7 separate regions of the Mus musculus genome follow, and all the other regions are linked to region 1. A link is a loop called in an ENCODE intact Hi-C map of the cell type or tissue named here. Cell type or tissue: left cerebral cortex. All regions are shown on one strand.

What was found. Peaks named below come from ENCODE experiments on the same cell type or tissue, not always from the same donor. Only the 100,000 strongest peaks of a DNase experiment are listed, where the experiment ranks them.
Region 2: it touches region 1 in a loop (2.4-fold over the local background); 2 of 42 quality-filtered maps call a loop at or near these places.
Region 3: it touches region 1 in a loop (2.9-fold over the local background); 9 of 42 quality-filtered maps call a loop at or near these places.
Region 4: a loop joins it to region 1, with 6 times the contacts of the local background. A loop is called at or near these places in 14 of 42 quality-filtered maps.
Region 5: it touches region 1 in a loop (3-fold over the local background); 7 of 42 quality-filtered maps call a loop at or near these places.
Region 6: a loop joins it to region 1, with 10 times the contacts of the local background. A loop is called at or near these places in 6 of 42 quality-filtered maps.
Region 7: a loop joins it to region 1, with 4 times the contacts of the local background. A loop is called at or near these places in 3 of 42 quality-filtered maps.

The regions. Positions count from the first base shown.
Region 1 is chr9:48,734,481-48,738,480 of GRCm38, forward strand. The region is part of intron 3 of Zbtb16 (zinc finger and BTB domain containing 16); the gene reads right to left. Among named protein-coding and RNA genes, the nearest start is that of Gm32280, 66 kb to the left of the region's middle. In left cerebral cortex, a CTCF peak has its summit at 1,646; DNase peaks (open chromatin) are centred at 1,161, 1,435, 2,055 and 3,199; H3K27ac peaks cover 3,886 bases.
Region 2 is chr9:48,875,098-48,879,097 of GRCm38, forward strand. No RefSeq gene overlaps it. Among named protein-coding and RNA genes, the nearest start is that of Gm32335, 19 kb to the right of the region's middle. In left cerebral cortex, no CTCF peak of the experiment used is centred here; DNase peaks (open chromatin) are centred at 2,478 and 2,582.
Region 3 is chr9:48,660,482-48,664,481 of GRCm38, forward strand. The region is part of intron 5 of Zbtb16 (zinc finger and BTB domain containing 16); the gene reads right to left. Among named protein-coding and RNA genes, the nearest start is that of Gm32280, 7.6 kb to the right of the region's middle. In left cerebral cortex, a CTCF peak has its summit at 2,152; a DNase peak (open chromatin) is centred at 2,112; H3K27ac peaks cover 500 bases.
Region 4 is chr9:48,834,167-48,838,166 of GRCm38, forward strand. It overlaps Zbtb16 (zinc finger and BTB domain containing 16), which reads right to left and starts at 2,059. Exons shown (of 7, transcript NM_001364543.1): 1 at 1,888-2,059. In left cerebral cortex, CTCF peaks have their summits at 2,071, 2,352 and 3,233; DNase peaks (open chromatin) are centred at 1,056, 2,120 and 3,230; H3K4me3 peaks cover 3,372 bases; H3K27ac peaks cover 3,555 bases.
Region 5 is chr9:48,670,841-48,674,840 of GRCm38, forward strand. All of the region lies in intron 4 of Zbtb16 (zinc finger and BTB domain containing 16), which reads right to left. It overlaps Gm32280, which reads left to right. Exons shown (of 3, transcript XM_030244764.1): 2 at 2,003-2,134; 3 at 2,803-3,849. The coding sequence ends at 3,287. Among named protein-coding and RNA genes, the nearest start is that of Gm32280, 2.8 kb to the left of the region's middle. In left cerebral cortex, no CTCF peak of the experiment used is centred here; DNase peaks (open chromatin) are centred at 2,062, 2,544 and 2,866; H3K27ac peaks cover 2,561 bases.
Region 6 is chr9:48,801,777-48,805,776 of GRCm38, forward strand. All of the region lies in intron 2 of Zbtb16 (zinc finger and BTB domain containing 16), which reads right to left. Among named protein-coding and RNA genes, the nearest start is that of Zbtb16, 32 kb to the right of the region's middle. In left cerebral cortex, no CTCF peak of the experiment used is centred here; DNase peaks (open chromatin) are centred at 1,911 and 2,224; H3K27ac peaks cover 3,356 bases.
Region 7 is chr9:48,983,156-48,987,155 of GRCm38, forward strand. Usp28 (ubiquitin specific peptidase 28) reads left to right here and starts at 2,230. Exons shown (of 25, transcript NM_001359739.1): 1 at 2,230-2,382. The coding sequence starts at 2,326. It overlaps Gm51673 (a long non-coding RNA gene), which reads right to left and starts at 1,974. Exons shown (of 3, transcript XR_003948157.1): 1 at 1,673-1,974; 2 at 1,261-1,349. In left cerebral cortex, no CTCF peak of the experiment used is centred here; DNase peaks (open chromatin) are centred at 763, 1,994 and 3,936; H3K4me3 peaks cover 2,641 bases; H3K27ac peaks cover 2,644 bases.

The sequences.
Region 1 (4,000 bases):
ACAACCAACAATGAAGCCGAAATTCAAAGGTAAAGCGGGCTTTGCAATCAGGCATGGATGTCCGTGGCAGTCAGTAGATATCATGAGCTCATTTTGGTTTTAAATCTTCAAGGTAATGGCCTGTGTGGACCCATTACAGCAAAGAAACAATTTTCAGTATTTCATGTAAATGCTTCGTCTCCATCTCTTTTTTTCCCCTCATACTTGTGTGCACACAGACACATGCTGGGGCTCGGTGTCTGGTGAAGATTCTACCCCTCATTTTTGGCTGTTTCTCCAGACTTTCCAACAAGGAGCTACCTTCTTAACTAAACACCTGTCCAAGGTTACCCCCAACCTAGCCTGGGCCCAATGAATCTGTTGAGTTCCACAGAGCAAACCTTAAGAGCTCTACAGGCATCTCTATCACCTCCAGGTCCCCTCTCTCAGGCACAGAGACAGTCAACACATTTTCTGCAAAAGGTCCAGTCTCTCCACCTTCACACGGGTTCCAGGGATTGGGCTCAGGCCACCAGGCTGGTAGCAGGCACCTTTACCCACTGAGACACCTTACTTTTAGTTATATGATAGTCACTGATTCAAAAATCCCAACCCAAGCCTTCTGTGTGCCAAGCCCTTTCCCAGATCACAAGTACAGGAGAATTAGCAAGGGTCGGCTAGAGGCTTCCATGCGCTGGTAGGTGACAGCGCACACCTGTGTCGACACGGGCTCTGGCGATGGGATCCTGAGAAACAGTGTCCAACAAGGACCTCGCAGACCTAAGCCCATTTTTCTGTCTACCAACTCCACTTAAAAAATAGTGTGTAAGGACCGAAGTCATGGCTGAGCAGACCCACTCTTGTCGTTTCAATGTGAAGGGTCATGCACACGTGCCTCAGGCTCTCTCCAGTCACGTGTCCTTACCAGGCCCCTGGGCCAGAATGACCTAAGTTTCCCTACTCTGACTGATGTCTAACTTCTAAGCTCAGGAACACTGAGAGTAGTAAGAAAGGAGACAGACAGACCAACAGACAGATGAGAGAAGGCAGGCTAAGGCAGTCAGTGACAGAGACAGATGAAGACACAGGAAAGAAGACAGAAAACACGCAGCAGTGTCAAACAGCGGCTGTGGCTGACATAGACACAGGACGGTGCCAAAGAGATGAAGTGAGATGGAAGGAGATTGGGGGAGAAGCAGGAGCAGAGAGAGACAAAATAAACACCTGCAGAGGGAGGGAGGCAGAGACCCGACCCCTGCGTGGAGCACGGGGAGGAACAGCAGCGGCCCAGTGGCAGGGCAGGCACAGACCTGGACTCCAACAACCCTGGCCCTGCCTGGCTCAAGGACTAGGGAGCAGAAGCTAGAGGAAAAGATGGCTACGGGAGTCCACCCAGAAACACATTTCTGTTAGGGGTGGGTGGCAGCAGCGTATGCAGAAAACCCAACCAAGATATGAGGACTCTGAGAATATGTAAACCTCATTGCTTTCAGGTCCATCCCACTAAAACAGCCCTGTCCTGCAGCTCCCCATGAGATGCTACTCATCCTTAGACAAAAATCAAAGGCTAGTAAAGGCACCCGGGACCTAAGCAGGATGGAAAGAAGCAAAGAAAGATTCCAAATGAACAGCAGTCGGACAGATGTCCCACCCTCTCCTCTAGGGCACTGTTCATTCCTAATAGAAACGTCACCACCTAGCTGTGCAAAATCATGCTGCAATGGGGAAGGGGTGTGCCACCTTCTTTGGGGACAGAGAGATGAGAGAGAGACAGAGAGAGAGAGAGAGAGAGAGAGAGACAGAGAGAGAGAGACACAGAGAGAGAGAGAGACAGAGAGAGAGACAGAGAGAGAGAGGGGGAGGGAGGGAGAGGGGGGAGAGAGAGAGAGAGAATGAATGGGAGACAGAAAGAAGATATTACATAATTCCCACTTTCTTTCTTCCACCCTTGAAGTCATGTTCTATCTGACAGGCTCCTCTCTGAGGGTGTTGGGGGGGGGGATGACAAATCCAATCCAAAATTCAACAGCCTGTGTTCTGTTCGGAGAGCACACAGTGTACTGTACAGCCCATAAAACTCCAAACAGCCTCCAGACACTGCTGCAATCGTCCTCCATCAAAACACTTTGTCTTGCATACAAAAATAAGATACAGCGCTGAACAGAATACAAAATCAGCCCATTACAGTACAGAGAGACTGCTACTTAGCAACGAGGGGGCTCTAAAGCCTCAATGCTCTACAGGAAGCAAAATCTGTCGAGCCTGTTGGGCAAATGATAAACATTAGCAGTATTAAAAAACACAAAAGCCATGTAAGTGGATAGACATAATGTAGAAACGAATTTATAGAATAAATTGGGATGGGAGGGGGCTTGTAGGGTGTGGGATGAAGCTGGGTGGGGTCCAGAAGAGTCAAAGGAATGAGTTCTCCGGTCCTGCTACACTGATGTAAGTAGAGATGTGTGTACTGGGGGCTATGTAACCCCTTCTTCACATGGGTTAGAGGTGAAAGGCTGGAAGAGAACTGGTGGAAAAATACTGTTTAATACAATGACCTGTGAAGAATGTCCCCAACTTTCTCAGTTCAGTTAGCCTGAGGTGAAGCCTTGAAGGCTTTGGGACCTCTGAGTGACTCTAAGGTGGGAAGATGTGGGGAGGGGGCACTTATCCTCCAGGGACGAGTAAGCCTGACACCCTGCGCCATTGCATATGACACATGCTGTAAACAAAACCCGAGGCCAAAAGAAAAAAAAAAACTACCCACCCAAACAACAAAACCCAAAACAACCCATGTGGGCTGGAAAAATTAGTGAATTTCATCAGGTAAAGGGGAAAAAATACTCAGGCTAGGAATCAGAGGCAGGGTTTCGGATCCCAGCCAAAACAGGAGCTAAAAAGCAAAACCATATTCGCCTGCGCTCAGCTGAGGCTCTGGAGGCAAAAATGGAGAAGGGGCGGGGTTGGGGGGATGAGGAGGGGGCCACAGGGAAGGGGCCAGCGTGGAAGGGGGCAGGAAAGAAATGTATTTTTCATCAGCCAGTGTATAATTTATAAACAGCATTAAACAGTTTTTGTTTTCTTTCTCCTCTCTCCCGTGTAGGGGCTTGGACCGCAGTCAAGCCTGCATTAATTTCTGCTTTGGGTACAGTGTGTTCTTGGAGACGCATCTGCAAGCGATCATAAACTCTCTGGAATGCTGGCAGAACATCCAGACCTGCCGGCAGGCCAGTGACGACACCACTCTGGGAAAAAGTTCAGGAAGCTGGCCAAATCCAGAGGAGGGAGAGGAAGAGCGAAGAGTGTGTTCAAGAGGGAGGAGGAGGGGGAGCACTTTCCCTGCTTGTTCCTCTCTGCCACCCCAGTGTGTGGACCTCCGAGACACCCCACTGTCAAAAGGAATGTTCAGAGGGTGGGGACCTCTCAAGACCCAGGAGAGAGTTAAAGAGCCCCAGAGAGGATATATCCAAGGGTCTCCCGTTTTTTTTTTTTTTTTTTTTTTTTTTTATTTTACCCTGACAGCAAAAAGGAAAGTTAGTATCCTCCAGAGAGGAGGCAGGGTGAATGGAGTGCCTATAGACTAGGACTCTCCTGTGCCTGGCCAATTCCGAGCTGCAGGTCCTGAGAAGCCATCTTTGAACTCTTAAGGCAGCCTTTCTGATGATCACTGTGGGGACCCCTCATTTAGCAGTCACAGGGACTTGCCAGCTGCCCTCCTTTCCTTCCTCCTCTGTCTGTAAGAACCCTGAAGCCAAAAGCTAAGTGATGGATGGGGAGGGAGGGAGGGAGGGAGGGAGGGAGGGAGGGAGGGAGGGAGGGAGGGAGGGAGGGAGAGGGAGGGAGGGGCAGGTCAACTCACTCATCATTGCCAACTTGTATCCCCCACTCCACCCCATCACAACAGCCTAAGAAAACCAATCTTGCTTCTGGTCCCAACTTTTCTAGCACTTTCCCCTGATCCCTGAATGACTCAGGCCTCAGAGAATAAGCTCAGGCTACCCCAAGCTCCCACGAAAACTGTAAA
Region 2 (4,000 bases), 140 kb after region 1:
TATGCCCCTGATGGGGGCATAGGAGCCAGGTTGCAATCAAGCTCGGGGCAGCTGTTCTTAGTAGGTGACTCAAAACCACTGATGCCATTCCTGAGGGAGATGCCTAGTCAAAGCTGCAGGTAGAAGTAGATTGAACTAACTGTATCTGAACCTGAGGTGAAGAGTCCACCAAAAAGAATCCAGGTGATGGTAAGGCAAGGAGGGGGGTCATGTGACCCTGGTCATGTGATCCAAGACTGGGAAAGTGGCACTGAATGGAGGGCAGAGCTAAGGGTTCTTTGGAAAGTTTAGTCAACAGAGCATGCTGACAGAGTGGATATTTGTATGGGAGGTTGGCTCAGAGGGGTATAGAAGGAGAAACAAGGGACAGAGGTAGAGTAAGAAGAGGAAAGGAGCAGAAAGGAGGGGTAAGAGATGCTAAATAGATGACAAAAAACACAAGACATTGAGAAAGAAGTCTTCAGCCTTTTGACCTGTTTGGAACTAATTTTAGACTTACGGGAGCGTTAAGTAGAACAGAGAATTCCCACATACCACTCACCCAGCTTTCCCTAAGATTAACATACCACCTGGTCACGACCACAGAAGCTGCCCCTGTAGAGGGGCCTCTCTTAGGCCTTATCTAGAAGGTGCCCTAAACAGCTAAGATCCCAGCATGTACAGACCCAAGGAAGGATGAGACAGTGGGATTAATTTCCTAAACCGTGGCTTTGTATTCAGTCTAGTACTTAGCTGCTATGCTCAGACCCCTCCCTCTTGTGTGTGTGTGTGTGTGTGTGTGTGTGTGTGTGTGTGTGTGTGTGTGTGTGTGTACTAGCCAATCTCAAAAGAATAAGCTATCAACTAGTAGAGGACACATTCGCTTCTCCGTTCCTGGGGCCATCTGACATGGAATGTCCATCCTAGTGAGGGCAGGTGTGGAAATAGTGGTCCAGACAGTTTCCTACAGACAGTTTCAGAGACCAATTCTGAAGCCTACAAAATCACAGCACGTTTAGGCCAGCCTGCTTCCTTCATAACAGAGACATGTGTAAAGATTCTGTTATGGTCCGAAGGTAAAAGGCCTCCCATGGGCTATATTTATTTGTTTATTTATTTAATTTAGTTTTTTTTGCAGCAAGGTCTCACTAAACATCTTTCACTGGCCCAGAACTCAGAGCTATGCCTGCCCTTGCCTCTTTTTTTCTTTTTTTTTTTAAGATTTATTTATTTATTATATGTAAGTACACTGTAGCTGTCTTCAGACACTCCAGAAGAGGGCATCAGATCTCATTACGGGTAGTTGTGAGCGACCATGTGGTTGCTGGGATTTGAACTTCGGACCTTCGGAAGAGCAGTCGGGTGCTCTTACCCACTGAGCCATCTCACCAGCCCCTGCCCTTGCCTCTTGAGTGCTGGAATTAAAGTCATGTGTCACAGTCACAACACTTGATTTTTCTCCCCTCATGGGTTTGAATACCTGATCACAACTATTTGGCCTATTTTGAAAAGTTGTGGGCTTTTTAGAGATAGGACCTTGATGGAGGTATTGGATAGTTGTAGGATACGCCTTCATGCTCCAGCCTGGCTTCCTGGTTTCTGTGTGCCTCCTGAATGTGAGCAAGAAGCCACAACCAGAAACACAACTGCCAGCTCTTCCCTCCGTTGTGCCTTGCCTGACATGGTGAACTTCTTCTCTTCACACTCTTAGCCAGAACAAGCCCTTCCTCCCTCAAGGTCTTCCCTGGTGTTTGTTTTCCAGCCACGAGAAGTCTCCAACACAGCTCCTTTCTGCTCTTCCTTGTTTGAGAAGGGAAACAAATTGGCCATGTTGTCCCCTTGGCCACGTTGGCCCCTCTGCCACGTTGTCCCGTTTTGAGTTGTGATGGTCATCATAGTGACTAAGAAGCCTGGAGTCTATGGAAGTCCAGTCTTGACTCAACTGGGCGGTGCCAGAGGGAAGGAATCTGAAACAGAGATTCGAATCAGACAGCAGGGCAAAGAGGCAAAGCTATGGTATGTCCCTGTCACCAAACTGAGGCAGGTTAGAAACACAGGGGTCATTGTGGAGACATAGAAAGAGGGAGAGAGCATGGCTGAGATGGATCACCATCAGAGAGTCAGAAAAGCAGCACAATTCACCATGTCTGCTTTGAAGGCTGCAGAAATGGTGATAGCATTTCTATTACACAGAGATACTTTCAGCGAAGAATATTAAAATAGCAGTGAATCGTGCTTACTTCAAGCATGCCTACTCTCTTCCCAGATATTTCCTGGAAGTCTCACAAATAAGAATAAACTTGATAGTAAAAACATCCCGAGAGCTGAGTTTTGCACTATCGGCTGTAGCCTCATCCAGTGCACACCTGTGACTTCAGTCTGGTTCTACAGCAGCTCTTTGAGTGTACCCAGGGGCAACCATAAAAACATTGGGCACTCTTCTGAGTCTCCCACACCCATGCTTGGTTCCTTCCCATCTTCTCCTGAGTCATGTTTTCACTCTGTTAAATCTGCCCCCACCCACCCACCCTGTGCTTAAGTCCATGTTATGCTTTCTCCCAAATAAACTGAGACTCTATTTTATACTGATGGATCCTCAAATCCTCTTCTGTGGTGCAGCCAAGAATCCCATCTTCTCCTAAGTGGAGGTTTCTGAGAACCCTTCGGGCTGCTGCAGATGGCCATGTTGGGCTGTGTCTCATCCCTGCATCCCACGCCTACTGATGAAAGAACTAGTGAGTGCTGATAAAAGATGAGGCCAATACAGACGCCCCTTGTTGGAACTCCCTGGTTATCTCAGAATAAGGTATGTGTGCATCAGGTGTGGGGTGGAGATTCGTGGGATATGTGGATGGATGGAGAAAGGGAAGAGACCAGGAACGGCCATTATCTTCTAATATCAAGGAAAGTCTCTTCAAGCTCTTCCAATGGCCCCCAGCTATTCAAAACCAGTTGGTCTTTTCTTAACTAGTGGAGAGAGATACAAGGGGGTAAGAGACAGAAGAGAAAGGTAGACTTCACGCAGCCTGGCTCAGCCTTGTCATGGTTTCTTATTAGGTTCAATTTCTCAAGTAATGGAGTGAATTGGACAATTTCATCTTTTCTTTTTGTAACGAGGATAAGAAATAGCTGGGGCTGACAAGATGCCTCAGCCGGCGAAGGCTTGTGTGGCCAAGCTGACAAATTAAGTTCCATCCTGGAACGAAATGGTGGAAAGAGAGAATTGACTCCTGGAAGTTGCTCTCATGCTCTCCCTCTCCCTCTTCCTCCCCCCTCTCCCTTCCCCACCTTTTTCTCCTTTCCCTCTCCTTCCCTACTGTGTCTGTCTGTGCATCTGTGTCTCTCTGTCTCTGTCTCTCTATCTCTCTCTCTCACACACACAAGACAGACAGATAGAATAAATAAATGTAAACAAACAAGCATGAAAGGAAAACTGTCTTAGGCTGGGGTACAGCTCCATGATAGAGCACTTGCCCAGCATATACAAGGTCCCAGAATCAATTCCCAGCCCCAACAAAGAGCGAAATGTTGGCTTATATTGAAGTAAAAAAGAACAATTTAGCTTTAGCTGCTAGCCCAGGCCCTGGTACACAGTAGGTGCTTAGAATTATGTGTTAATTGAACAATAAGCAAGTACAGGTACAAGGAGGAGCTATGGTAGTCGGGTATTTCTGCTGGAAGAGCTTAGGAATTAGAGAGAACCGAGCAGAACATTCTAGACCTATTCTTTCCAGCGTGTCTTGGACATGTTACATGACCTCACTCCACCTCCATTTGTTTCATTAATAAAAGTAGAGGCCAGGGACTGGGCATGTGGCTCAGATAGTGAGCCACAGTGCTTGCGTGGCGTACCTGAGCCCTTGGGTTCAATCCCCAGTACCCTAAAACAAGGCATGATAGTGTGTACGTGTGGTCAGCACTCGAGCAGCAGAGGTAGGAAGATCAGAAGTTTAGGGTCGTCTTTATCTATATAGCAAGTTTGAGGCCAGCCTGGTATGCATGAGGCCTTGTCTCTGAAACA
Region 3 (4,000 bases), 74 kb before region 1:
AACATAGGACATTTATATGGTCCACGTGTGCTGTATTTTTTCCGCTATCTGAGAGCATCACAGAGACCGTGTCACATGGCAATGGAAACCATCTGATGGAAGATATGCTTATCTTACAAATGAGGGGGAAAATGAGTTGTTTATAGAGGGACTTAACCACTGTCCCAAGGTCACCCAGCTAGAAGTAGCTAGGTTGGGACTTCTGCTATGGTCTGGTTCTAGGATCTGAACACTGGGCACTTACCACAGGGCTAAATGACACCACACTGCATTGTACTGACTGACAGGGCCACAAGAAACACCTCCAGGGTAAGAATGGAGCCTTTCCCACCCTTATGCCCCCAGTGCTTGCCCACGAAAGGCTCAAAACCAACTCCTGGAGAATTCTGGGTAATGGGCTGGGAAGAACAGCCCTTCCTTGGTCTAGCCTCATGTCCATCAGCTGACCATTCTCTTGGGACACTCCACATTTCAATTCCCGTGGGCCGAAGGGGTAGGAGTGGGGTTATCCACCTTGCACTTCTGTAACGGAGGTGTCGAGCTCGGGGAATGAAAGGTGAGGTGCGGAGCTACTTATTTATTACAGGAGCGAAGGCGCAGACAATAAAGATAGATTGATCACCCCAGACTTTGTTCATGAATATTTAAATATCGCTGATTCCTCTGTCACTGTAATTACAATTTCTCTGGGCTGCATCTCCAACAACCACAGTTTATGGTAAAGAATGGCCCACTGTATTTCACTTGTCCCTCTGCAGATGTGTGAGGCTGCCAACCGTGTAATGTCCCCTGCATTTCATACATTCTCTTCAGCTGCTGAAGGCTTAAGTCATCCACAATGACCTACGTTTTTTCATTATCCCCATGTCAAACTGTGCTCGTGCCTGGGCATAAATTGTCCTTCTCCTTATAGACTCGCATGTCTGTGCCTTCACTTCCTCTTTAAAATGATATTTTACTCTCTCTGCCATCTCCCCTCTGTGGGCCACTAACCAAAAGTCCCTCTTCCTGAATTGCAGCCCCCCCAGCACCCACATAAATTCTCACCTCCTCTGATGGCTCAGAACATTTCTCTGAGGCTCTGTGGGGAGTGGTTGTTGGGATCTGTTCACTGGCACTCTCTCTCGTGGGGTGAAAGATATACAGAAAGAACATGGGACATGGGCGGGGGGGGGCAAGACTTCATGACATAAGCACAGAGAGAGGTCCCATCCCTCACCAGTCTTCACCATCTAAGGGGCGCTGTCGTAGCTCACAGGCCTGGCCAAACCAACCCTTGTCTCTCTCACTACTAGAGCTATACCAAGGATCTGTTCCTATCCCCATCAAAGGCACGAGGTTAGCCCTCACTGATACAGGTACTGACTGACTATAGGACTACCATAGTGAGGGGTAGCCTGTGCATGAGACTCTGTCTCTCTGTTTCTCTGCTGTCCATATGCTTGCCTGCCTGTCTCTCTGCCTTTCTCTGCTGTCTGTCTGCCTGCCTGTCTCTCTGCCATCTGTCTACCTGCCTGCCTGTCTGTCTGTCTGCCTGTCTGTCTGCCATCTGTCTACCTGCCTGCCTGTCTGTCTGTCTGCCTGTCGCTTTCTCTCCCCCTCCCTTCCTCCCTCTCTCCCTTCCTGCCTGCCTGCTTGTCTCTGTCTTTCTGTCTATCTCTCTGTTGTCTGCCCACCTACCCTCCCTCCCCCTCTGTCTGCCTGTCTCTCTGCCTCTCTGCTGTCTGACTGTCTGTCTGCCTGTCTGCTGTCTTGCCTGCCTGTCTGTCTGCTGCTCTCTCTCCCCACTCTTCCTCTCTCCCTTCCTGCCTGCCTGTTTGTCTCTTGTCTGTCTGTCTGTCTGTCTGTCTCTCTGCTGTCTGGCCACCTGCCCTCCCTCCCTCCTCTGTCTGTCTGTCTGCACACATGGCCCCGTCTGGTCTGACACCCAGCTCCCCCTCCTTCCTGAATCAGCAACGATTACGACTTTAATCAAAGATTCAGTATCCTCATTAAGATATAAATAAATAAATAAAGCAAGGGCCACGTGAGACTTCAGCCGAAGCCGGTAATTAAAACGTACATCGGCAGTCACCCAGCCCCCCTCTGGGAAGAGGGGGTGGCAGTGAGGGAGGGCTGGCTGCCTGTGTGTGCTCCCGGCTTCCAGAGGGGGGCCCTAAGAGTTTAACAAACAACGGAGGGGTTTGTTTGATCAGATTTTTATGAATTTAATTACAAAGTGGATCACATGTTAAATGAGTTTAAATAGGAACTCCCTGGAGTCTGCCCAGGGAAAGAGTGAAAAGCATTCAGAGAATAAAAAAAAAAAAAAGCAAAAATGACAAGTCACTATGACACAAACCTACTCTCACCCCACCCAGGTTTTACAGCTCAGTGGCTACCAGGCCTACAACCCTCTCCCTGAGAGCTGAGCGTGTCAGGCTGGCCACAATGTACATAAAGCTGGCGACAAAAGTCAAAATCCAATTTGTGGTATGTTGATTAACTCTGTAGGCGCGTTAATGAGCTTGACATTAAGTGCAGGACAAACGAGACTAATTAGAGCCCCTCTGGCCTGCCCAGGGCACCTGTGACCCTCCTTTTCCCCCGGTTTGTCATTACCATGTGGCTTCCTTCTGCTCCGGTCAACCCCACCGTCCTCCTTCCCCACCCCGGCCCCGGGCTCCTCAGATCCCGTCCTCTCGGCCCCTCCCTTCCGTGCAGCTGAGAGTTTATTATATGATGAGCCATGTGAATCAAGGATCCATCAATGCCAACAGCACGGCTGGACTAACGCACCAAACACAGCTGCTGATGCTAAACACCCGCCCCAGCAGCAAATGGGCCAAGAGCAACGGAATATTAATAAGGCATTGTGTCAGGGGTGGGCAGAGCCTCTGCTGGGCTGGTGTGAAAATCAATGAGTGCTTGAATGTGTGTGCACAAGGGGCACACATGTCTGCGTTTCTAGAATGAGCAAGGGTGTCACCCAAACTCTGTCCTTGCTGGAGATCTGAAGCTTGGCTTGCCCTGAGTAGAGTTGGACTGACACGTGGCTAAATGAACTCCGAGACAGGGGCATGGGCAAAGTAAGCTGCATCCTGGGTGGACTTCGTAGGGCTTGAGTCACTCATGCCATGCGATATCAAGTGACTTGATCCAATGCCATACCTGGAGGTGGCTAACGGAAGCTGGTCATCTTCCCTGAGACTGAACTTAGGGGGTCTATGAGGGAATCACTGATGGGATGATGTCTTACTGGGAGGTCCTTATGCGGACGCTGTAGAGAAAGTTGTTGAGTATACGCCTCTCTCTTTGGTCCCCCTTGCTGGACCTTACCTGCTAAGACCCCCTCCTGTCTACCAAGCAGCCCTAGGTAGTTCTAAGCATCTGGTGAGCCTTTCACCTTTGATAATGATATGGCATTGTGCTCCTCTGACTAGGGTGGCATCCAGAACCCAGAGCCAAGGCAGGCTCCTTGGTGAGAATGCTGACAACTGGCTGGACCGTACTGCTCAGGTCCTGAAAGTGAAGCTCCTTCTTTATTCATCAGAGCCCGTCACCCATGTAAGGGCCAGCCACATACATACCCCATCCCTCAGCTAGGAAAAGGCTAGGAGGATGAGAAGTTCTTTCAGCCCTCCCTGAAGAGTGCAGAACATTTATGCTGTGTGCAAACTCCACTACATCCTTACAGAGAGACTTGATCCCAGCTCTCTCTCTCTCTCTCTTTCTCTTTCTCTCTCTCTCTCTCTCTCTCTCTCTCTCTCACACACACACACACACACACACACACACACACACACACACACACGGGAGAGGGAGGGAGAGACAGACAGACAGACAGACAGACAGACAGACAGATAATTCAGAAATTGGCATTCTTCCACTCATGGACAGTAAGAAACGATCTCATTTTGTTTTAGAGCAAAGAAAGGAGTTAAGTCATCTACTCCTCAGTTAGGAAAAGACCCACAGCTCCTTCAAGGCCCTCTGAGCTGGGTATCCTGTCCCCTAAATC
Region 4 (4,000 bases), 100 kb after region 1:
GAATTAAGCCCAAAAGAAGGGAAGACAGGGCTGGAACACAAAGGCCTCTCCCAGAAAGTGTTCTGGATGACTGAGAGGCTCCCAACTTTGAACAGCCATTGGGACATAGGCAGAAAGACCTAACGGGATAAGGTCCCAACCTCTGTCTCTCTGTAGCCAACATTTCCCACAGCCTGGGGAAGAGGGTGGAGAGAGCTAGGCTCTCAGCCACTCTTCGCAGAGCTTGCCTTCACCCTCGACAGGAGTCTTAAAGACTCTTAGGTGCAAAACTCATGCGGAAAGAGTTAACAATAGTGGCTGGCCACTCTTATTGCCCACCCTAAAGTGGAAACGGAGGGCATCATCAAGAACGGTGAGATATCCATTCCTCAAAAGCTTCATGAGCACGGTGTGCTTTCGGGAGAGAGATCAGAGATTTGGAGAACTAAGGGGGAGAAGCCAAAATAAAGAAGGTTCGCTGCTCAAAGGAACCTTTTGGGCCTTGAGGGAAATCAAGGTGCCCTATCCCTAACCGGCGGCTCCGCACCCGCGATCCGACCGTCCCTAGGTGCAGCGATCAGCCGATTCTGGGCAAAGCCAGCGCTAACCCGCCAGAGCTCCGAGGATCGATGGTGCAACACACCCCTTGTTCCCAGAGACCCCCGCCGAGACTTGCATAGGACTTTGGCAAACTTGGGAAAGCAACTTTTCCCCAGGAGTCAGGTGCCTGGAAGAAAGGGAACAGAACTAAGAAAGGGGGAAAGCGAAAGAGCCTGGGGAAAGGAGAAGGTCCGAGCGGGCTGGACGCCGCTGCTAGGCCGGCCCGGCAGCGCAACCCCCCCAGGGGAGAAAAGGATGCACAAAAGCCTGGAGGCGAGTGGTGGGAGGCCAAATGAGAAGAGATCTCTGGGTCCTCCACCTTCCACCCAAGATCACGATCCCCGGGAAGTCACCAGCAGGGTCCCCGGCCTCCCGCACCAGCTGCCGGCGTGCCCGAGTCAAACACGCTGGGAGCGTGGCGGGGAGGAGGCGAGCTGGTTGCAGCGGTGCGCTCCTGTGCATTCCGGTGGGGTCCGCAGGCTGGCAGGATCGTGCGCATTTCGAGCGCGTGCGGGAGCGTGCGAGGGGCTGGGCAAGCTTGCAGCGCGCCAGGGTGGGAAAGACATCCCGAATGCATCAGGTGCAGAGCCGGGAACCCACCGTGCGCGGCCGGGAGCGCACAGCGAGCTCCCGCTCCACCGGCCGTTCCCACCGAGAGCCGAGGAGGACTCGGAGCGCCAGAGTCTCTCCGAAGCGTCCCTCTCTCCTTAAAAGAGGGCATCAAGTCCAATCAAAAAAAGAAGAAAAAAATCCCACCACGTTTTCTCTAAAGAAAACAAAACCCGATCGGATACCAGTCCCCTCCCACCCGACCCCCAGGTTCACTCCTTGCTTCCTCCGGGTCTAGCTCCCCAGCTCGCCAGCGAATAAACACAAATAAATAAGACACAATCCTATCTCACGCCAAGCGCACCGGTCCGCATACATATGAGCACCCACAGGCTCTCTGCTCCTCCGCCAGCCCTTGCCTGTACAAAGACACCCAGTCCCCGACTACACGCGCCCGCAGCCCTGGCAGACCTCCCGGCCTGCCACCTCTCACCCGGACCGGACCGTGCCCGGAGAAGAAAGGTTGGTGAGGCAGCTGTGCCCAAGCTGACAGCCTCAGCGCCGCTTTCTAGCTGACCCCCAACGGGCACTGGCGATCGCTGCTGCAGCAGCAACCAGAGAACCCCGCACGAGCCCAGCGGCCGAGTGGCCAAAGCTAGCACCACCCGCCTAAACCTCTCCCGCCCCAGGGCGCCCTGGCGGGAGGCGGTCGCTGGGCGGTGCGAGTCCTTCCCGGGTTTCCTACACACATACACTTACCGCTTACGGAGCCTGGAGCTTGGGGTGGGTGTGCGTGCCTGGGGGGTTAGGGGTGTGCCTGGATCGGGGAAGGGGTGTTGCTGGGGAACTGTTGCTCCGGATCTCACGGCGGCAGCGGCGGCATCGCCCGGCAGTTCGCAGTACCCGCTCTCGTCACCCTTAACTCCTCTCTGCCGCTAGGTTAGCAAATCACCACCGGCTGCGGCGCCTCCGCCGCGTCCCACGTCAACGCCGAGCCCCCTCCCCTGCGAGGCCCCGGCGCCTCTCCATCTTTAGTGCTGGCGGCCGAGCCCGGCTCCCTGCCCACAGCTGCCCCCTCCCCTCCCCCTGGCCGGTCCTGGCCCGCCCACCCCGCCCCACCCCCGCCCTGGCAGAGCCCGTGCGCTCTCCCAGCCCTGCCCTCCCTTCCCGGGCGCTCCCCTCCCTTCCCAGCGCTCGGCGCTCCGGGCTTCTCCTGACATCTAGCTGCTGCCCCGGCGGCAGCGGCTGCTGCTCGTTGGCTAGGTGGAGAGGGCAAAAGGTTGCAAAGGAAGAGGAGCCGCAGAGGACCTGGCAGTCCCCAAGGGGTCAGAAGGATGAGTGGGAGAAGCGGTTCCCACTTTAGCCCCAGGTTTTTTCATTTCCACTGGGCATGCGGTGTATCCCGCGCCCCTAACTCCCCCAACTCCAGTACTCAAGAGCGCAGTTTTGTCCCGTTTTTTATTATTTGCACCAGTTCAGTGTGTGGCTTCTAGCTTTTCACTTTTTCTCAGGATTCGGATCGCATCCTCCCTTACCCTAGCTTTAAATGGGTCGTTTCCCAAGTCCCAAACCAGGCCTCTGATGCCTGACCACAGGAGTTCGCCGGATTTGGCCAGATAAATCTAAAGGGGCCAGTAGAAATCTGGTAGGAGGCAGCACCTCGATTTTGCTATCTAGATTGTTGCACACTGAGATGCGAAGGCCTGAGTAGTAATACTTTCTCACTCCTAATCTCGGGCATCCTCCCCGCCCGCACGCCCCCCCCCATCTTCCCCGGCCCCAGGAACCTGGATGGAAAGTTCTGAAGATTCTGCGCCTAACTCAGCTCTGCCTTCAGGAGCTACTGGAAGCTTGGAAGAGCGCTGGGCCGCTCCAGAGTACTTTCTTCCCTCAGCGGCTGGACCATTTTAAAGGGCGTACTTGAGATGACAAACCGTAGGGTAGAAAGACCAAAGGAAAAAAAATATTCCTTCTACCCGCGGAAAGCACCGTCTCCTCCTTTGCACACGAAGCTAGGCAGGGAATTGAGGTTGGAGGGTTCTTTTCTGAGCACTGGCCTCCGGCCAAAGCCCCAGCGCAGTGTTATTGGGGGTGTGGTGGAGAGCGCCACCCAGGGGTCTCAGAAAAGTCACCCACACAGCCCCACCCTCCAGTCCTAAGGTATTAGTTCCAGGCTTCAGTTTAGGGGTGCTGTGTTCTTGGCTTACCGCGGATCTCCCACAGGACCCACAGAATCGTATCTTGATTCCCCAGGAGCTAAAGGAGAAGGAAAGTGGGCGGTGAATGGAGACAAAAAAACCCACGAAGACCAGGTGGCAGAGCTTACACAAGATCTGCACGGGGGTCTGCTAACGTGGTGGTCATTTATAATAACAAGGCATCCTAACAATTGACACTCCCAGGTCTCAGATTAGCAGTGGGAGAGAGAAGTCCGCAGAACCGAGCACTGGGAAGCAAAGGAAGAAAACTACAATTGAGTTACCCTCTCATAGGCAGTGTCATGTGGGTGAGACAAGGCGAAACCCCCCTACCCCAGTCAGTTGGTATACAACAAAAAACACCTTGTGTAAAGGCTACCTGATTCTTTCAAGTTAAGGCGAACCCTCTGTAAGAAGTAGGGGATTTGAGGACGTTAAGAAGGAACTGCCATCTATAAAGAAAGCAAGAGTGGATGAGCAGAAGGGAACAGGAAAAACACACACCCCCCTGCCGTGAATGCCTGGCCATGGGAATGGAGCATTGAGCTTGTTGAGTTCCTGTCTAAAGAAGGCTTGCTATCTAGGGTCCACATCCACCTACCACCCTCTCTCCAGCAGTCACCGGAGAGGCACACGATTAACCTCTGATCCTATTCTACCATTAATCCTCAAAT
Region 5 (4,000 bases), 64 kb before region 1:
CCATATGAAAGGACTGTGGGCAAGGTTGATGAGGATGGGGCCACCCCTGGTCTGGAGGTCCTGCATTCTGTAAGCAAACAGGCTGTTGGAGCCATGGAGGCAAGCCAGTAAGCAGCACTCTTCTGCAGCCTCTGCATCAGCTCCTACTTCCAAGGTTCCTCTCCTGCTCGAGCCCCTGCCCTGACTGCTTTTGATGATGACAGAAGTCTGGGGGAAAGAAACTGTGTCCTCCCAAGTAGCTTTTGGTTGTGATGTTTCATAAAAGCAATAGTAACACTCCTACCATGTCTGTTGACTGCACCATCGTCTGAGCTATGCTGCTTAGAGGCATGAACTTAGTTAATTAACTACACTGAAGCAGTCACTCGACACTGTATGGCAAAACAGTGCAAACCCCCCACTACAGCCCAGTGTAGCTGTTCTTGGCCTTGTGATCCCTGGACAGGCAACTACTGTCCTTTCCATAGCTGTAGACTGGGTCAGAAATGTTCTCTTGTGTCCAACTTCTTGTTGGGAAGTGGCGGAAACTTTAAGGTGGACTCTAGGAATAAAGTCTTCAAACCACTGTAGGGTATCCCTGAGTGATGGAGTTTCCACCCTGTTGTCTCTCTTACTGCCTGGCCAGGAGGTGAGAGGAGAGAGGTGAGAGGTGAGAGTTTTGGTCCTTCTCAAGCTCCTTGCCAGGAATGCCACATCATCACAAGCCTAAGGGCAACAAGGGACCATGGACTGTGAAGCAAACCCAACCTTTCCCATCCACAGGTTCACTCTCTCGGTTGTTTGTTACAGTAACAGAAAGCTGACCATCTCAGTCCCTGACCTGAGCCTCTGCACTGAAGTCACAGAACTCCTAACCAACCTGCTGCTTCTAACACTCGCTTCCTCATGTTGCCTCGAGGTGACTGACTACACTGCAGAGTGTATAAAAGCCACACATCAATGTCTTCTTCCAATCTGGGAATTCTATTATGAATCACATACAAAACTCAGCCTCGGCCCAAAGAGAACTACATCATCAGGAAAAGGACCCAACCACCCCAAGGCCCATGTTTCTGGAGAGTGGGGGAGATGTGGCTTGGTCTAGATTCCCCAAGTATTTGCCCAAGGGACTCCTTTAGAATGTGAGTTGAGGAAACATAGGTAGGCTCCATGCAATTGCCTGTGCTTTTTCTACTTCCTCCTGAAGTAGAAAAGAAGGGGAAGTGGGTAGGGGAGAAACAGAAGTCTCTACCCATAGATCTCAACTCATGAATCTAGTTAAGTCTCTTGCTGGCTGAGAGTCAATAGTTGTAGCACAGGGGACTGGAAAGATGGCTCAGTGGTTAAGAACACTTGTTCTATTTGCAGAGGATCCAGACTGGTTCTCTGTACCCATGTTGGTTTACAACCATCAGTAACTCCAGTTGCAGATGATTCGACATCTTTCTCTAGCCTCCACAGGCACTAGGCACACACGTGACAAACTGACACACATGCAAACAGACACACAAACATTTAAGGAGAAAGAATTGCAGCACCATTTGCTGAAAATGTTGCCCTACATGCTAATTCCTTTTACATGATATATTTCAAATAAGAACCATGCTTATGTGTGTATGACCAGCCATGGCCTTTTCCCTTTCCCAACTGCAAGCCAGCAATTCTCTAGGTGTCTCTCAAGCAAGATTAGAACTCCATTTTCAGGGAAAGACACGTCCAAGCTCCCCTGTGAAGCCTCTGTGATCCATGGTTTTACCTGATCAGATTATAAATACTGCCCAGTGCACCTAAGAAGTCAACCTACAATCTCATTTGTGGGGCACAACCTCAAAAGATACCAAATATCCAATACATCACTGAAACATCTAAGTTCAATGCTCACACGCCCACTTGAGTGGGTAGGCCCCTTTCTCTAAGCATTCCTCTTTCCGTTAACCCTCACACTTGAATCTACGCTAAAATCTTTCCTTCAGAAACTCCAAGTTGGCTTCCCATGGATTGATTCTGAAATTCTTCTCTGCAGTACAGTTGAAACTCTTGGCTCTGAGAAGAACTGAAGATGCTGTGGGCAGCAGCGTGGAGCTGCGCCAGGTCACTATCACAGGAGAGAGTGAGCCACACCGGAGCTGCACAGCCAGTCTGGGGTGGAACACAGGTACAGCTTACAGGTTCCTGACTTAAAAACGAGTTTAATTTTAGCAAAAACTGGGAGGAAGCCAGGCCAGGGTAGATAGAACAGGAGGCAGGAGGGATGACACGGATCTCGGGCCTTTATCTTGTCCAGGTGATGATAGGGTCGGGAGGTGTAAGACACAAAAGCCTCCTGTGTACACCTGTGCCACTTCCATGCCAATTAGCACTTGAATGAAAAGGAAGGAATGCCATCCGAGGGGCACCTCTGCAGCTGGTGGAGGCGCTCAGGTGGTACACTTTCTTGGAGCAAGGCTCTTATTATCTCCCTCGACAGGCAGTTCCTTAATCAAAGCAGAGGATGCTAAATATACTTCTGTTTCTTTGGGTAAGCAGGCTGGGACTGCTCTGAGTGGGGCGTGTACGGTGTGTGTGTGTACAGATGGGTTTCTGGTGTCCAATCCCACTCACCAAGGAAGAGAGCCATCTCTCCTACTACCCCGAGCAGCTGTCTCCTCAATAAGAACATATCAAATTGGGGCTAAGCAAAACACCTCAATTTCAACTGGAAACACCTCTACCTTCACTCCCTTCCTCTAACCCTGCAAGCAGGTCTCTCCTGCTGCTGCTGACCCCTCGGGATTATCTTCCCTAAGATACCTCTACTCTTACTCCCTCGGCTTTCTCTACCAGGTATGTCCCTCCAGGTTGCTGTTGAAGAGGACACAGAGATGCAGCTCCCACTGTGCCAGAGACCGATACAGGCAGCACAGCTGACTCGCAGTAAAGGCAGAAGGCTCTGTCTGCATCTTAAGAGGCTGGAAAAGCCTGTGGGGTGTGGATGCATGCAGTGGGCAGCAGAACAGACACGAATGCTCAGACCCTCACATCTGCGGAACTACCCTTTGTCTTCTCCTGAACCATCGCTGAAGACTCAGAAATGCCCTGGAAGAAGGCCCACATGCTGCCAGTTTACATCTTTAATTTCTCTCTGGGTGTTGAGTGGCAGAATCCCTTGGCACAAGAATCCAATCCACCCAGCTGAGGCACATTTCAGCCCGCTTGACCCTTTGGTAACTTCAGCAGCCAACAAGGAAGAGCTCAGTCCCTCCCAGCCACTCTCTGCCTATCCTGCTCACCCCACAGCCTGGGAAAACATCTCAAAGCCTTGCCACTGAGTTAGCGTCAAGCTCCTGCACAGGAGTTTGTCTCAGACACAGTCACTTCTCCCCAAACCTTAGCCTTCCTGTCTGTTTCAACCCTGTGAATCTCCAGGCTCTTCCAGCCCTTATTCCCTCTCTTTTTTTCTTTTTAGAGCCTTAGGAGGTATCTACACATCTCTCTAACCCTCCATCATTTATGTGATGGGAAGGAAGAATCTTACCAGGGTTTGGTATTTGTTAAAGGAATAGAAATTCCTCAATGGAAAACATAAACGAGGAGCAGGCAGCTGATTGAAATTTGTTTTAAAACTGAGTGGCTGCATTTTTCAAAACACAAGCACACACCCAAGTCAGTCTCTTGGGGAATGTGGCTGCTTCCTCAGGCTGCTGCAGCTAGCAGAGCCTGCTGCCTCCCTCCCGGAAACCGTGTATTTGTTTAGCAGTGAGCCCAGACACAAGCGCATTTCATTACCAGGCACCTCCAGCTACAGTAAACAAATTTGTCAGCTCACTAGCTCATTAAGGTGCGCCCCGGACACTCGGGATTTATTGAGACCTGCACAATAAAAGTAACATGAATGGATTTACTAATTTTGTCAATCACTCCAACAAACCTGCCCAAGATGGGGAGAAAATGTGAGAGGGGTGGAAAAGCAAAGAAGGGAGGTAGAGGAAAGGTGTGTGGGGTGGGGTGTTGGTTTACAAGAGAGCAGAAATGGACGGCAATG
Region 6 (4,000 bases), 67 kb after region 1:
GCTCTGAAACTCACAAAAATCTCAGGCTAAATTTGCAACAGGTTGTAGGGTAGGTAAGCCCTATCACAGGAGGGGAATGTAAGCCCGGAAAAAGCCTGCTCACAAAGGGGCCTAACCTAAACTCTCCTAAACCTCTCGTGTAGCTTTGCAAACTGGGTTGAATGTCCTTTTTAATTACTTGGGGGGGGGGGGGCTGGGCTGAGCTGGTGCAGCACGCCTTTAACCCCAGTGCTAGGAAAGCCAAGCAGGCAGATTCCTGAGTTTCAGGCTAGCCTGGGCTGCTTAGTAAGACTTCACCTCAAAAAGCAAAACAGCCTGGGCGGGGTGGGGGGGGGTGGGGGGAGGTAATAATGCATGCCTTTAATCCCAGCACTCAGAGGCAAAGGCTGGCATATATCTGAGTTCAAGGCCAGCCTGGTCTATAGAGTGAGTTTCAGAGCAGCCAGGATTACAAAGAGAAACCAACCCTGTCTGAAAGACAGAGACAGAGACAGAGAGACAGAGAGACAGAGAGACAGAGACAGAGAGAGAGAGAGACAGAGAGAGAGAGAGACAGAGAGACAGAGACAGAGAGAGAGAGAGAGAGAAAGAAAAACGAAACAAAACAAAAGCAAGCAAACAAAAATGTTTCATTAAAAAATACCAGAACAAGGAGTAAATATAGAAATCCAATTAGAATTCTATTGGAGGTCAAGTACCTATTCAGTGTGGCCTGAGAGATAACACACTTTCCTATGGTGCGCGCTTTGCCTGACAGCTATTCATAAACACAAATGACAGTTCAAATGCCGTAACCAGCATATCTGATAAAACTGGCCAAAAAATAGCAAGAGCTGGGGATGCAGCTGGGTGGTAAAATGCTTGTCCAACACGTGCAAGACCATAGGCTCAACCCCCAGCACCCCAAAACAACTAAAACTGCTATTCTCAGGGAGGGGTGGGGAGGGAGGGAGGGATAAAGCCTCAGGGTGCCACATTTGCTTATGTGACAAACGAACAAGGCCAGTACCATAAGCAAATGCTTTAAATCTGCTAGACCTGGCAAGGCATTCCTATAATCCCAGCAATTGGGAGGTTGAGGCAGGAGGATCACAGTTAATTCAAAGTCATCCTGAGCTACATGGCAAAACACTGACTTTTAAGAACAGTAGTAAGCTGGGCATGGTGGCGCACGCATTTAATCCCAGCACTCAGGAAGCAGAGGCAGGCGGATTTCTGAGTTCAAGACCAGCCTGGTCTACAGAGTGAGTTCCGGGACAGCCAGGGCTACACAGAGAAACCCTGTCTCAAAAAAACAAAAACAAACAAACAAACCAAAAACAAAAAAAAACCCCAACAACAATAATAAATGTGCTAATAACAATGACATTTAAAGGACAGTATGAGAAAGGGTGATAACTAACAAACAGGAAGGGAGAGAGTGTGCATCTGTGTGTGTTGGGGGGGGGGGTATGCCTATGTGCTCCTGTGAACTAGCAAGAGGATTTTTTTATAGCATGATGCCCTAAGTATTTTCTAAGAAACTTTTGTCTCAAGCACCAGGTGTAGCAATTAGCATCAAACATGTTTTTATGATAGTAAAAATACACACAACATAAAATAGGGAGGTTTTCTGAACTGTTTTAAAGTGCGCAGTTCAGTGCCATTTGGTACATGCATAAAACTCTGAAACCAACAGCATAAGCCTTCCAACTGAAGCTCGGTCCCCACAGAGCACGCGCACTCCTCTCGTCTGGATTCTACTTTGGGTCTCTATGAGTTTACGTCATAGAACGTTGGTATCTGAGCTTCAGGGAGCCATACAATATGTGTTCTTTGTGTCTGGCTTATCTCACTTAGCATCACGCCTCCAAGGACCATCTGTGGGATTCAACGAACCAGAATGTCCTTCCTTTTTAAAGCTGAATAGTATTCCACACAGTCTGTCTGCGAACCCATGTGGCGGTAAGCATGCGTGGGTTGCTTCCACCTTCTGGCTATTGTGAATAGCACTGAGGTGACGAGGGGCGTCCAAGTTCTATTCACAGTCCTGCCTGAGTTCTTCTGGGTAGATATCCAGAAGTAGAATTGCTCACAAAACATATTTTTGTTCCTTTTAAAGAATTTGCCTTTTTTTCCCCCTTCTCTCTTTGGTATCCAACACTCTCATCAAAACCAAAAAAGGACAGAATTAGGCTAGGAAACTCGATGACGTTACTAAACCAGAAAGTCACGCAGAAGGTAGGTGGTCACAGACGCACCACCACTGCCGCATGACGGGGACTTCGCCTTACCTAACTTGACAGAGGAAAACTTAAAAGAGTTCAACGCCACTGGAGCAATTTAGTAAAAGACGTGTGGAGTACGGAGCATATTTTGAGCCTGCTAATGAACGCTTTCCACGGGCCCTCTCCACCCGGTACCTTTGAGAAAGTGCTGTAAATGCTGGTGTTTTCTCTAACACAGACATCTTCAAACTCCACGGCCTGTGCAAAGGAACACCGTGATGTTTACAGGGTAAATGGTCACACAGAGACACCCCACGCCCCCACCAAGATCTGGTGCCACTGGTTTTAACTTCAAATGCTAGCATAAAGCCCGTCTATTTCCTTGGTAGGGAGAGCACTTGCCATACACATGTGAAGAGGTACCCGGGGTGGGATGATGGATCTCGGAGAACCCCTGCATGCTCTCAGGCCAGCTAGTCTGGTCTACACAGCCACAAACAGCAAGAGACATGTCAATCAAAGGGGAAGGCAAGGTCCGGTGCCAAACTGTCCTCTGACTGACACACACACACACACACAAAGAGAGAGAGACAGAGACAGAGAGAGACAGAGAGATAAGCGCGCGTGCACACACACACACACACACACACACACACACACACATACATACACACAACTTTTTTTTCATTTAAGAAGTGTGCCTATCTCTTTAAGATACTTGAGAGGTTTACACATCTCACCACAAGACAGAGATAAGAGATCAGCCAAACTCCCCGAGTTTTACTGAAAGCTGGGACCACATCTCTCCACTGTTCAAAGCTCGGCAACATATTTCAGATGTTCAACTGAAGAGGGAAAAAAAAAGAACAAAACAAAACAAAACAGAAATAAAAAAAGAGGCATAGGTTTTAGGTTTCTGCATGGGAATTTTGGAAATACATGGGAAATTTGGAAATACAGTATTAAAATGTCTATGGATTGTTCAGACCACAAGGAATTTGCTTTTTCTTAGGACAAAATTGTCCTCCCTCCCTTCCTTCCTCCCACTCTCTCTCCCTCTCTCTCTCTTTCCTCTCTCTCTCCTTCTCTTTTTTTAATACAGTGTCTTAAGTAGATCTTTTGGAATTTACAAGATAAATACTGGTAATTTGATTCTTATCTTCTCCAAATCCAATTCTAAGCCAATTTTGTGTAAAGGACACTAATTATAGCCTACAGGGAGAGGAAAGGTAACCTATCAGAGAGAGTGCACTTGAAACACTTAAAAGGCTAGGAGACCCTGAAAAGTTAAATAGATTTCAAATCTATTGGAGTAAGAATAATAATTAGTTAAATGGAAATTATTCTCCGGGCCTGGTCTACTTCCCATGGGCACTTTGGTAGCTTGTCAGCTCAGTGCCCAAGTATGCTGTGGCATAGCAGCCCAGGCTGTGTGTGCTGTATGTCCATCCACCCGTCAGACTGGGCCCAGCAATAGCTTTTAAAAGACCCAAACATGAGCCTGTGGAAATGGCCGGTCAGTGAAGCCCCTGATATGGAAACAGGGAAGACCAGAGTTCAGATCTCCAGCACCCACCACCACCGCCACCGCCACCGCCGCCGCCCCCCCCCAAAAAGTTGTGGTGGTTGCACCTGTGATCCCAGCACTGGGGTGGTAAAGACAAAAGAATCTCAGCGTCTGCTAGCCAGACAGCCTAGACAAATGGGCAAGCTCCAAGTTCAGTGAGAGATACTGTCTCAAAAAATAATATTGAAAACAATTGGAAAAGTCATCGCATGTCAACCCCTGGTCT
Region 7 (4,000 bases), 250 kb after region 1:
AGATGGCCTAGTCGGCCATCACTGGAAAGAGAGGCCCATTGGACTTGCAAACTTTATATGCCCCAGTACAGGGGAACGCCAGGGCCCAAAAGAGGGAGTGGGTGGGTAGGGGAGTGGGGGTGGGTGGGTATGGGGGACTTTTGGGATAGCATTGGAAATGTAAATGAGGAAGATACCAAATAAAAATTTAAAAAAAAAAAAGAAAGAAAATGGGGCTAGAGAGACCGCTCAGTGGTTAAAGGCATACACTGCCCTTGTTGAGGCCCCGAGTTTGAGTCTCAGCACCCACATAAACGGTTTACTACTGGCGAGGCTTAGGAATTCAAGTTTCTTGTACTGACTTCTTTTGTTCTGTGATTTGGCTCTCCTGTGTGTACAGACACTGGACACACCTGCCTTTGATTGTATAATCAGTAATAACTTAATCAGTCTCTCTATAATTTTCTATTACTTTTTAAAACTTTATGTATAGGAGTGCTCTATCTGCATGTACAACTGAATACCAGAAGAGGGTAATAGACGGTAGATGGTTGTGAGCCACCATGTGGTTGCTGGGAATTCAACTCAGGACTCTTGTGAGTGCCCGACTCGCCAGCAAAGCAGATACCACAACAGGATCCTTCTGCACACGTTTATTGGGAGAGCTTGATTGCAGAGGCAAAAAGACCCCCACACCCAGAACTGTTGCTGCTTATATAGGCCTAGGAGAGGCGTGTCTCACACCCAGATTGGTTATGCTTTCCACCTCATTTGCATGTTCCTCATCTGATTGGCTATTCTCTCTCAGTACCTCACTGAGCCTCATTATCATACCTCATTTGCATGCCCCCCATCTGATTGGTTATTCTCTCAGTATCTCATGGAGCCTCATTATCATGCCCGGGCGAGGCAGTGACTTGGTGAAAAACTTTACTGCATATGTACACATTGGTTGTTTACCCAAACTTATGCGTGGTGGCCAGCGCCACCCTGCAACGGCACATGTGGCTTCCCACACACAGGACCTCTGGAAGAGCAGCCAGTGCTTTTTAATGCTCTTAACTACTGAGGCATCTCTCCAGGGCCCTCCCATTCTAATTTTATCAAGTCTAATGGTTCTGTCTTCAGAGAATCCTGACAAGGATGGACCTGATAGACACAGGTCCCAAATTTATTCCACATAGGAGACTAAGGCAGAAGTATAGAAAGTTCAAAGCCAGCCTGGGGAACTTAATGAGATCATCTCAAAGTGTTAAGTTTAACATGGCAGTAAAGACTTACCATCATTTGACCAGGTGGAGGCAGAGGACCAAGAATTTAAGGCCAACCACGGCTACACAGTCTGAGGCAAGTCCAATCCACGTGACATCCTGTTTCAAAAAAAACCCAAACCAATATCACCAACAATAAGAACCCTCTTCCCAAACATTAAAAGGGGTGGTAGGTGGCTTAGTGCATGAGCTAGAGTCAACACAGCTTATTACACACATGGCCTGAAAACGGGAATTTGGAACATGGGGCAACTGTTCAGGATTAAGACACGATGCTGAGCTCTGTGAAGGTCCTGGCCATTCAGTTGTCTTTATACAAACCACTCGAGTCAGTCTACGTTTCTCTTCGCGTCCCCAGATTAGGAAATGGCTAAGAGGTCTGGTGGGAAAATCTGTCAGCAGAAGGAACCCAGCAGCCTTACCAAGCTTATGGGGAGCTGGGGGCAGGCTGGACGCAGATGCAAGGCTCAGCAAGCGCGGGATGGAGTAAAAAAGGAGTCTTGGAAACCCAGAGGCCTCACCGCCCACTTCCTGGGCACCTAAGGCGGAAATAGCAACAGCTGGCGAGGCGACGCTGACCCCTTAGTTTGTGCCCGGCTGCGGTCACGTGGGCCAGAGCACGCGAAGACGCCCCGCCTCCGGCTCACGCAAACCAGGGGCGGGCGCGTGGGTGACGCCTCTGGCGCACGCTGCGGGCGTGAGCAGAGTGTATGGGCGGGGCCACCGGGGCTCTAAATTGGCGTGGGCGGAGCCTTGGGAGAGGGAACCTCGGCTGTGTGGGTGGGGCATGTAGGCGGGGTCTCCGGCGCAAGCCGCAAGATGGGTGGGAGTCGGCTGGCGGGGGTGGGGCATCCAGCGAACGCCGTGGGAGGAGCCTCTGCCGCGTGCTGTGGGTGGGGAGTGTTGGGAGCGGGCTGGCGTGGGCGGGGCTTCCATCGCGCGCCGCGGGCGGGGGCGGGACGTGTGGGCGGTGCCTCCCGGTGCTCCCGGGCTTCGGGGGCGGTGGTGGTGGCGGTGGCGACCGCGGCGAAGACGACAACGAGAGTGGGGCTACACGCGGAGGGACACCACGGCCATGACTGCGGAGCTGCAGCAGGACGACTCGGCGGGGGCGGCGGACGGCCATGGCTCGGTGAGCGGCGGGTGAGGGTAGCGGGGCCCGGGTTCCGGCTGAGAGGGGCGCGGCGGGCCAAGCGGGCGAGGGCCGACAGAGGCCGGGGCCTGCGGGCTAGGGCGAGAGCAACCCGGTCTTCCCGGGACTTTGCGAGGCTGGGTCCGCGAGCCTGTGTGAGGTTGCCTGGGTGTATAAGCCAGCTAAGGTTCCGAGCGGGATTGTGGGACCCGGTGCTAGGGACCCTAACGGGAGGGGTTGCACGTGAGATCGTAGGCAGCGAGGTCACCCCGAAGTGTGCACCGGGCCCGACCCAGCAGCTAAAAACTTCCCAAAAGCACGGCCACGGTGCCTTGTTCTGACTCTCAAATCAGTTTTATGGCAGTGGCTTCTCTGAGGCTAACGCAGACTTAAGTTATCTCACTTAAAGCCGGCGTTTATCAACAAAGTGCAAAAAAGACCCGGAGCCCCACTCCTCCCTTTTCCCGCCCCGCTTTTCATTCAGTTCTTTTTTTCCCTCGGAAACAAATCAGCTTCCCGAATTATCTCATTGATCACTGTAGGTTTTGAAGGAGGGGAGAGAAAAGCACAATGAATAGAAGGCACTTTACTATGTTCCTAGTAATATAAAAAGGTTGAAAAATATTACAAGGCTCTTAGGGCTTAGATGGTGGGCCTTTAGTAACACTGATTTGGAAAAAAAATCAAAAGGCTCATAATGTCTTTTAAAGAAACTTGGGAAGTGGGCAATTTGAGACTGTCATCCAGTTTTACTTTGGAATGTTATAACGTAACACAACATCCTCGTCCCTCAAGAACTGCACTTTTTAAATGACAAAATGGAAAACCTATACCAAGGATTCAAATACCGAGTTTGCAGTCGAGAAAATTTATAAAATATTTAGAATAAAAATTTGAGATACTGCTAAGAAAAACTCTATAATTAAATTCTATAATTAATGTCTTCTATAGTTAAATTTTAATAATTTGAGGTGCTGAGGATCAAGCCTAGGGCCTATCGCATGAGATAATCAAGCACTACACCCCCAGACTACAAGTTTAAAACATAGCAGGCTCTTTAAAATTCATGTAGAAAAAGATATCTCTAAGTCTTGGCCTGTAAAATGAAAGTAGGTGGATTTTTTTTTTTTTTTTTTTTTGGCGATCAGATAAAAATTGTTTATTACTCAACAGTGTCTTTTGGACATTGGGTCTGTATTTTTCTCTGTTTTCCTCCCCACAAGTCTACTTGTGTTGGGGACAGTGACTTATAAACAGGTGGTGAGATTTGGTTTTGAGACAGTCATATTGATACTATTTTGAGGGAGAGCAAGTCATATTTAAATTTGTTCTGGGCCCGTCATTTAAGACCACATGCCTTTCGATCAGTGGTATTTTCATTTACCTCTGTCACAGGCTGCTGAGGAGTGACCGGTAGTTGAGCACTCTCTATTTGAGGGTTTGCATGTAAGGTGTTTGAGCATTGTGTATAAAGTCAGAGCTATTTTGGGAAGGTTTGGCACTCCCAGGCTGTGGCTAGCTGCAGTAGCCTGATTCTGGGCGGGCGACCTGCGGAGTGATGACATTTACTGGTTAGTATTCCCAGAGATTTTGCCCCAGGCTGACAGATGATAAGCTT